Regions from separate parts of the Homo sapiens genome. Here region 2 is linked to region 1. Evidence: read pairs that join two places in POLR2A ChIA-PET (ENCODE). Cell type or tissue: OCI-LY7. All regions are shown on one strand.

The links. Peaks named below come from ENCODE experiments on the same cell type or tissue, not always from the same donor. Only the 100,000 strongest peaks of a DNase experiment are listed, where the experiment ranks them.
Region 2: POLR2A ChIA-PET joins it to region 1 with 7 read pairs; 1 of 35 experiments calls an interaction of 5 or more read pairs at or near these places.

What each region holds. Positions count from the first base shown.
Region 1 is chrX:10,082,856-10,087,855 of GRCh38, reverse strand. All of the region lies in intron 6 of WWC3 (WWC family member 3), which reads right to left. Among named protein-coding and RNA genes, the nearest start is that of WWC3, 70 kb to the right of the region's middle. RefSeq lists an enhancer at 4,470-4,970. In OCI-LY7, a CTCF peak has its summit at 602; DNase peaks (open chromatin) are centred at 645, 2,425 and 4,795; H3K4me3 peaks cover 2,765 bases; H3K27ac peaks cover 4,635 bases.
Region 2 is chrX:11,378,747-11,383,746 of GRCh38, reverse strand. All of the region lies in intron 1 of ARHGAP6 (Rho GTPase activating protein 6), which reads left to right. Among named protein-coding and RNA genes, the nearest start is that of MIR548AX, 63 kb to the right of the region's middle. In OCI-LY7, CTCF peaks have their summits at 1,875 and 2,078 (motif pointing left); a DNase peak (open chromatin) is centred at 2,086.

The DNA.
Region 1 (5,000 bases):
TCAATTTAAGATGTCAAGAGAACTGCACTAGGAAAAATAAGAGTAAAACCACATAACTTCTTAACCCCACATCTTGAAGGAAAGAGCTGCCAGCCCTCTAAAGATATTCTGTGTTAATACCACAGATTACAACCCAGAAGAATGGAAAGGTTTGTTACAACTTCTACATTTTCTATCAGCAGCTCTGGCAGACGGCCTTGGGTGAACCTCAGAAAGCTTCCGGCGGCTTTCTATCAACAGCAAGACCTGTGTGGAACACCAGACCTGTCCCACAACCAGGAACAATCCTCTTTTTGTTTCCAGCCCATTTCTGTACGTTTCGCTGTTGTTATCTGAGCATTGCCGAGGTTTTCGCGTGGGCTGTTCCTTAGGTGCTACGCTAATGGGAGATTGTTACTTTAAGCCTGTTCTACTGAACAATCCCACTCTTTCTTGAAACTACTAAATCCCTTCAGACAGAAAATGCTAATTCTAATATGCAGTAATGCTTCATTCTGGTATTGCATGCTTAGAAGGATGTAGTGGCTCATATTTAAGGAGACAAATGGGTTTCACCCCATTTGGGAAGTTAATCAAGAAATCAAAAGTCTTGAAGCAGAGGCTCACCTAGTGGCTAAGAATGTACCTCATGGAAACTAGTTAGTGGAACATCTGGTGAGCATCCCTTTCTGTGATTTGAATAGCAGTGATAATAGGACTTCTTAAAACCCAGGCCAAAACAATATCACACAAAATGCAGAAGAGAATGCTGTGCTAGAGGACAGTTGGCAAGAAGGTGACTGGACAATGTCTAGAGGCCTCCCTGAGTTCCTCCAGCCCAGGGACAAAAGTTTTGGCCAAGGAAACATCTGCCCTCACTCAGAGTGTCCCAGTGTCCGAGAAAGAAGTGGACCCTGTGATGGCTACTAGCGGGCAGGAACAGCAACCTCAGCCACTCCCCCCAGCACCCGGGCAATCTGCATTCACTCCCAAGCCCCACCCTGTGCTGAGAACTGGCTGGGTCCTCAGGATGAAGCGGCGAACAAAGCCAAGTCCTTGTCTTCGTGCAGCACGATTCGAGCCAAGGAGACAGACAATGAAAAGTACATCCTTAGGTCAGGCAGTCACAAATGTTTTCAAAAAAAAATGAAGCAGTTTGGGGATAGAGTGTGACAGAGTACATTTTTAGATGGATGGTTAAGCCAGGATCTCTCGAGATGTCACTAAGCAAAGGCCCACGGAAGTGGGGGAGCAGGCATGTGAGAATCTGGGGGAAAGAGCATTCCAAGCAGAGGGAGCTCCAAGTACCCACGGTAAAGGCAGGACATCCCTTTCAAAGGTGAAACTAGAGGTAAATGAGGCAGGGCCGGGGGCCAGCCTATGTAGAGTCTGGCTTGTGTTGTAGGTGAGAGAGAGCCACAGAAGGACCACAAGGAGAGCACTAGCTGTGGAAGAACCCCATGGCTACTGTGTGAGGATGGAGACTCACATTAGTGCTTGGCCCAGAGCCGTGGTGGTGGAAGCTGTGAGAAGGATCAGAGGCCGGGTGTAGAAACAGCACACCATGGACAAGGTGGCCAGGCAGTGTTACCCAAAAGCATCTTCTGCCATCAAGCCAGTGCTCAGGGACATTATAGGTATCATGGCAGGAAAAGGCTCTAATAACACGAGCAGGAAACTCAGGGAAGGGCAATGTTAAATGAGCTTCCCAGCTGCAGGACCACTCAGAATCTAACATAAGGGGCCGGGTGCAGTGGCTCACGCCTGTAATCTCAGCACTGTGGGAGGCCGAGACGGGCAGATGGCTTGAGTCCAGAAGTTCGAGACCAGCCTGGGCAACATGGTGAAACCCCGTCTCTACTAAAAAAATATAAAAATTAGCTGGGCATGGTGGTGTGCACCTGTAGTCCTAGCTACTCAGGAGGCTGAGGCATGAGAATCGCTTGAACCCGGGAGGCAGAGGTTGCAGTGAGCCAAGATCGTGCCACTGCACTCCAGCCTGGGCCACAGAGTGAGACTCCATCTCAAAAAAAAAAAAAAAAAAAAAAAATCTAACACAAGGTACATTCTAGAGCTCCAGGCAGGAGCTGGAGAGGGGAATTTGCCCACATCTGTTGGTGCACTTGGTCCGTTCACGCACATCACCCAGTTGGGAAACATTGCACGTGTCCTGGTCCTGAGTCTTCCCTTTGCCTCTGGACACTAGTAGTAAGTTACAGTAAGGTAATTTTTCCAAAACGTTTCAGAAACTTTAGGGCAACAGAGTCCAGGGGACCTTTCACTGGAAAAGCTCAATTTTTCTCTAAACTTTAATTAGTCATTGTAAATGGTGCTCCTATTTTCTGAAGACTTTTATAAAAGGCCTCAAGAAAAATGCAAATTGAAACTACACTGAGATACTATCTCTCACCTATGAGACTGGCAAAAATGCAAATGCTTATCAACACATCCTGTTGGCAAAGTCACAGGAAACGAGAACACTCATATGTTAGTGGTAGGAAGGCAAAATGGTGCAACCCCTCAGCAAAGGAATTTGGCCATATCTAATACAAGCTGAGTATCCCTAATCTGAAAATCTGAAATCCAAAGTGCTTCAAAATCTGAAACTTTTTAAGCATTGACATGACACCCAAAGAAAATGACCAGTGAAGCATTTCAGGTTTCAGATTTTTGGATGAGGGATATTGAACCAGTAAGTATAATGCAAATATTCCAAACCAAAAAAAAAAAAAAAAAAAAAAAAAAAAAAAAAAAAACTGAAATTCAAAACACTTCTGGTCCTAAGCATTTCAGATAAGAAATACAACCTATAATACAACAAATACATTCACCCTTTAACCTACCAAGCCCGCTTTCAGGAACTTATCCTGGAAGATACACATCCATAACTTAGGTAAAAAGCTGACAAGAAATGTTATTAATATAAATCAAAGCATTGGGCTAACAAGGCCAGAACCTACTGATCATCTTCACACCGCAAAAAGAAACAAGCACAGAGTGGTGCCTCCTGATGGAAGTAACACCACCACCTAAAAACATTCTTACTAAAAAAAGAAAAGAAATCCAACTTGAATCAGATCAAGCCTCTCAAACTATTACGCCCATTTGCATAAATAACAAGAGACAGAGGAACACGTTCAATGACATCATGTGAATTTCAGCAGCAAAACCCAACATTAGGGAAATTCTATAGGACAACCAAATTACTTTCTCCAACAAATAAGCTGTCAGGGGAAAAAAAGGAGGGAGAGTAGAAAAGAAAAGACGTAAGAGACACATCAACCAAAGGCACTCTGTGGCCCAAACTGGACCCAAACACCTGAAGAAATGCAAGAGCTCACTGGACACAAGATGCCTAGTAAATGGGGTACAGGGATTAGAGTTATTTTCAAAAGGAGTCCATAACTTTAGGAGACATATTTATGGATTAAATGGGATTCTGGCATTTGCTTCAATAAGGCCGTGAGAGCTTAGCAGATGGGGTGGGGTCACCACCGAAACAAGATTGGCAATTGTGCAGGTTAAATGGGGTGAGGGGTACAGGAAGGTTTCAGTATACTATTCTCTCTGCTTTTGTGTTTGATATTTTCCATCATTAAAAGCTTACATGTGTACACTTCACATAGATACACATAAAACACACATCTGTGTACATATTCTATCATTAACCCAGCGAACATATCTGTGGCCAATTCCTCTCTACAACAATCAACAACATATATAGATTTAAAGTAAAATACAAAAGGTTCTTTTTTCCTTACTTGGACCCAAGTGTAATGATGAATTTCCTTGCTAGCCAGGAAATTCACCAAGATAAACAAGGCAAGCTTAAAATGTTATAAGCAGCCAAACTCCTAGTGAGGTGCTCTGGAAAAGAATACACTGGATATTCTGGGAAGCAAGAACAGCAGGAAATTTTCTGGAGGAAAATCTCAGGCCACTGCCTTAAGCAATGTTGGTGATAAAATCAGAGATGCTTCATGTTTAGGTATAACAGCTCACCTGCTATCTGTACGTATAGTCAGGATTTCCCAGTAGAGATGGGGTAATCACATTTTCAATGCTTGAAAAGGCCTTCTAAAATTTCTCAATTAAAAAAATATACATTTGCATGATTCAATCCAAACCTAAACACCCAATGTTCAATACCAGAAAAATAATGAGGCTGTTTTCATCTCATAAGCTGTGGAACTCAGAGAAAGGCTACCAGATTATCTTCCACTTACAAAAATATTTTAAGAGTGGCACGGGTGCCTGGGTTTTCTCTTCTTCCTGTGAGGCTGTGTCTGTCCCAGAATAAAGTAAACATGCACAGTAACAACGCAGCGTCAGACAGAGCCAAGGCAACGTGCCCATTAAACAACAGCTCTGGGCAGCTCCCTCCTGAAAGCTAACTTGCCCCTGGTCAGGCATGAGGTGGGGTGGGCCCCTCAGGACCAAGGCCAGGTCCAGAGCCTTCCCCAGGCCACTCCTTGGCCTCCAGGGGGAGGGCGGGTATTCTCATGAGCTCAGGCAGACAGGAGGAGCCTCCCCTTGGCAAGTGGCAAGTTTACAATTGCTGTTCCCAAGCGTGGGATCTTGATAATGAAAGCAGAAAGACAATCCAAACAGCACTGGCCCGCCTCTCTTCCAGGAGCACAACTTGCGCTCCGTTTTGGCCGCAGGTGTTAAGTTAAAATTCTCGTTATTCTGGCTCCTGCTTCTCTGTCTAATGCCCCTAGGGAAACAGAGGCTGCCTTTTCCTATTCTTGAAACCACTGCAACTACAAAAGATGAATTCACATCCTAGCCATGCTAAGGAGAAGGGGGTTTTCTCAGTCAGCAGTACGTTTCAGTTTCTAAATCAGTCCATCTACAGCTGACACTGCTATATGGCCTTTGTCTTCAAATAAGGAAATGGAGTTCACCAGAACGATGGAGCCAAGGCAAAGCAACGGGCGCTGAGCCCAGCAACCCACTACAGAAACCATGGCCATGAGGGAAGTGCCAGACGTGGCTCCCTGCTGATGCTCAGGGATCCT
Region 2 (5,000 bases), 1.3 Mb before region 1:
TATACATGAAGTGGAAAGTGGATTTTCCTCTGAAATGAGAGGAAGTAGGTATTTTGTTGCCTTTTAAAAAGAGGTAGAAATGTACGAGCAGGTCACCCTCTCAGTCCTCATATGGGCTGATAATTTGTACCTGAGACTATAGATTTAGGATATGGGGCAGAAATTGAGTCAGAACAGTACAGCCACCAATGGCAGAGACCACAGGCCAAGGCTCAAAAATAAAACCCACATAAATGTTATTTTAGTGAGTTTTGCCCTCATCCTGGGTTGTTTTGTAGGGAAAGTGATGGGAGAGAGAAGGGGGCATATCTTAAGAAGGCAGTCCCTTTTGCAGTGTTTTCTGACTTAATCTTAGACCTAACTCTTAATTTTAGAATTCACTCTGAGAAGATATTAGGCAAACTCTTACTATCAAAGGATTTCCCTCATTTGGGATCCTGAGTTTCGTCAAGTCACTTCAGATCAGCAATAAAATCCCCTTGAGAGTTTCCAGATTTTTCTCCACAATGAACCATGAAGCATGCTGTTTATTTGTGGAACTCCCACTCCTGGTTCTTCAGAACTCCTTCATTTGCCGATCTAAAGATAGCAAAAAAGGCTCTTAAAAATACACGCCTTATTGATTTTGGAATGTTCTGGTAAATGCCAATCTGATTGATGTCATTTATGTAGGGAAGGCTTTGGCTTAAGCCCCAAAGTGATTTTAGCCAAGAGGAAGTAACGTATCTAATAAATAATGTGGAGTTTGTGTATTCATCCACCAAATAATAATTATCATCACTAAAAATGTGACTAGAGATGCCACATCCACTTCTCCATTGAGGTAAATTTCTAACAGACAAAGCCAAGTGAAATTTGATGTCCGTATAAGCTGCTTTGACCTCGTTGTTTCTGACTTTCATTACAGATGAATTTTCATTTGTAATTTTGTTGTTGTTTTTTGGTTTCCTTGGTACTTTGATTTGTTTGGGCAAAAACTCAGTGAATCTGTAGTGATTTAGGAGACAGTTTAATCAACACAAGTGCCCATGTTTCAGACTCAGACATGCAGGTGATATTTATTCTGGGTAATTTTGGGGGATCTACACCTTTTGTTTATTCTAAGATGACGAAGCTGCATTATTATTTTATATGTAACATGCACTCATTGTAAAAAAGTTGCAACGATAGACAAAATTATAAAGAGTGGATTGTAATAAGAAAAAATTCTGAGTACATGGCAGGATCCATATACTATGTGTATTCTTGCCTTATTTTATTGGGACAACAATGAAAATAGGCCAATAGTTTATCACATGAAGAGCCAGCCTTCACAAATACAGCTCTGTGGAATTGTATCTGAGCATAAAAACACTCTTTATTTAATTATTATTAATATAACAATTACCAATAACCTTTATATCTATCTATTTACTTATTTATCTTTTCCTGTGGTGGGGGGTTCAAAGGTTTCTGGGAGTGATCAGGATGCCCAAACTTCCTCTAACTTTAAAATTTTAATAAGTAAATGAAGAAAGCTCCATGTTTTCCTCCTAGAGTTTAATTAGCTACTAATATAAGTTGCTTAGCCCAGGATCTATCCTATGGTGGTAGGTGTTCATTATGTTTAGCTAAAATTTCCATCACCATTATCATCTTTGTCATCATTACTGCCATCACTACCACAACCAACAACATTACAATCACCACCACTGTCATCATCACCATTGTCATCATCCTTTAATACTAGGCTTGAGGAAGCTAAAGGGAGCCAAATGTACATTTATGTCTTATGTAACATTAATGTTACTTGTCTTATTCCTAATGCCTCATCTTAAATGTAAAGAAAGTAAGAAGACCCAGAGATAGTTAACTTTGTCGTCTCTTGACTCCCAGGATCAAAAATAGTTGTTGCTGCAGTGTTTGGAATAAAAAAGCTTAAAAGACCTTGTATACAAAAGTGGTTCGTACTGCCTTCTCTCGTGAATTCATGCCAGCAGATATTTTTATTCTGGTAGGAAGTAACTAAAAGCTTTGTTCAACCCTGGTCTGCCAGCCTCTGTAACGCACGTCTGACAAATATGTGTGACTCTGTGAGAAAGTTTGGTTCTCCCCCTGGTGGCAAAAGGAAAAACTAACACTAGTGCTCCTTATGGGAGTGTATTGATAGGGTACGAGATATGTAAATACAGCTTTACCCTTTTCACCAGTGTTGCCTGAGATTTTTATCTCAGCCCCCTTGGTTACTTTTGTTCTTTGGACAACAACTGGTTTATATCTTCTATGGTCGTTGGGATGAAAGGGATTTGACAAACTGACAAAGCATTTTGCTTCAGAAACCACTTGAAAAACACATCTATGTTTCAAATAAAGATTATTTCAGGATCATAAAAATATGCTCGGTGTATTAGCCATGGAACTAGATTTTAAGCTTCATGATCATAGAGATAGATATTGGGTTTATTTTATTGTTATTGCCTCTGAACTGAGAAAAGACTCTAGAATTCTAAATATAACGCACACACTTGAACTAAGTAGACGGAAACTTACCCTTCTAGGTAGGTAACTCTGCTTACCTTCCAAACAGAGTTTGGATGATATTGCCTCATAGAAAGATTTTTTGATACAATACTCAGGAACCGCTATGGACTGCTGCTTTGGGGCCAGGCCCCATGCCACTTGATTAAATACATCCTCACTTAACCTGTCCCTACAACAACTCTGTGAGGGAGGCATACTCATACCGAAGCTTTAGCCATGTGGACACTGCTCCCCTGAACCACATGCGTAGTCAAATGGTTAGGGCAGATTTCAGCTCATGTCTCTTTTATTCAGAACCCATCCTTTAAGCCAGTAGTTCTCAATGGGGGTGATTTGACTCCCAGAGGACACTTGGCAATGTCTGGAAACATTTTTGGTTGTCATACCTGGAGAGGTGCTACTAGTCGGTAGAGGCCAAGGATGCTCCTCAACATCCTGTAATGCACAGTGCAGCCCCCACAACAGAGAATTACTTGGTCCAGATGTCAGTAGTGCCAAAGCTGAGAAACTGTACTCCTAACCAGTGCTACTCAAAATGTATTCCACGGAACAGCAGCATCTGCAACACGTGGGAGCTTGTTAGAAATGCAGAATCACGAGCCCTGTCCCAGACCCAGTGAACCAGAAACTCCATGGTTGGAGCTCAGGAACGTGTGTTTCTACAAGCCCCCAAGTTCTTCTTGCACACTCAAGGGAGAGAAGCTCTGCTCTAAAACAACAGATCATTCTGTGTCTATTGAGCTAGACACAATCGTATGGTTTCCTCACCACTTTCAGTGTTCCGTTGTCGCATAGAAGTATCTCCTCAAGCATCTAAAAGGGGAAAGTCTGGCGTACACTAGGAACAAATGTGACTCATGGGGAAATCAGTGCAATTACAAATCCAGGAACCACACCCAGCTGAAAATCTAGGAAGGTTCTTTTTCTCTTATTTTCTCTACTTAAGAAGGGAAGTCTCGGAGACTTAGTCTAGGTTCAAAAGATGTCAACATATACACAGGCTTGGTTTGGGGTTTGATTATCTAAAATTAAACCTTAAATTGAATTAGGTAAAACCCATTTTGGAGAGCCACAGAATTCTAAATTAGAAATTACATTGAGTTTCGTATTTACTGGCCCAAATAAGTAATCTTCTCTATTTGTGCATTTTTCTAATCACAAATTGTCTTCTGAGAGCCAGTGAAATAATTATTTTTATATGGGTCTCTCTTCAATAATTGCTCATCACTTGGTATTTTATGTGATTTTTGTGGGGCATACATTATAGGCAAGGATGTATTGTAAAGGATAAAAATGTCAGATAAAACATCTGTGTTTAGGTAGTTTGTACGTCACTGTCCTCCATCCCACCTCATAGATTCCTACTGCTTGGCTATAACTAAGAGTAGAATTTAAGGCTGACACAGGAAACCAGGCAATCAAGTTCATTAAGTACCTTAATCAACTCTGGCCAGAGGATGATCTCAGAGCTCCCCTATCTCAAGAAGAAATTTCATGAGAAAGCTTTGGGGTTACTTCCAGATTAAAGATTATGTTCTGGACAGTTCAAGCCCTAAACAACAGACACATGAATAAGTGGAGCCATTTCTATCATACTTTTTCAGGGACTGAAGATATAAATATTGCTATTTGTTATTAAAGGATTTTGTTTGTTAAACCTGATGATACTTATTTTTATGTGAGTTCATAGTATTCCAGCTCTTCAAAACCTAATTTGTTTGTAGATCCCTCATTGTCATCTTTGAAAGGTTCCAGTAGTTTCTGGAATACTTTCTTTTCCTATGCCAAATACAACAGTGACCAAGAAATCCATCTGAAGGATTTGGATAGTGTGGTAGCATGTATTGATGGACCCAGTGTTCCACTCATCCCTGTATACATGCTCTTTAGGTAACATGACAGTGCCCTCTAACTCTGACTCTGGAGTCAGCCTTTTGACTGGCTTTGGCCAATAGGGACATGGAGAAGTGATAGCATACCTGTTGTAATCCTAGACCTCAAGAGACCTTTCTTGTTCACACTTGTCCACTTGTGCTTCTGCCATGGCCATGAGAAGGACATGTCTGAGCCGGATTGCTGGAGAGGAATGAGAGACATGTGGCGTAGAGCTGCATAGCTAAGCAACTCCACCCAAGCCCAGCCTAGAGCACAGCCCCCTGCAGATGCATGAGCTAGTCCATTCAGGATCAACCACTCTCCAGCTTCCGAGTAGGTTATTACACAGCAATAGCTGACTGATACACATGAGTAGAGAAGAAAAGAATTTTCCAAGTAAAGATAATAGTATTGATAAAACCGTGAAGAGAAGGGTCTATCAACATGTTGGATCACGAGAAAGTTGGCTTGAGTGAAGTAGAACACGCTTATTGAGAAATAATCAAAAATAAAACTGGATAGAGAGTGCTGACTCAAATTATAGAGGAGTTTAAAAGCCAGCCAAAAGAATCATAGTATTGTGTGAAAGTGCCATAGAAATAATC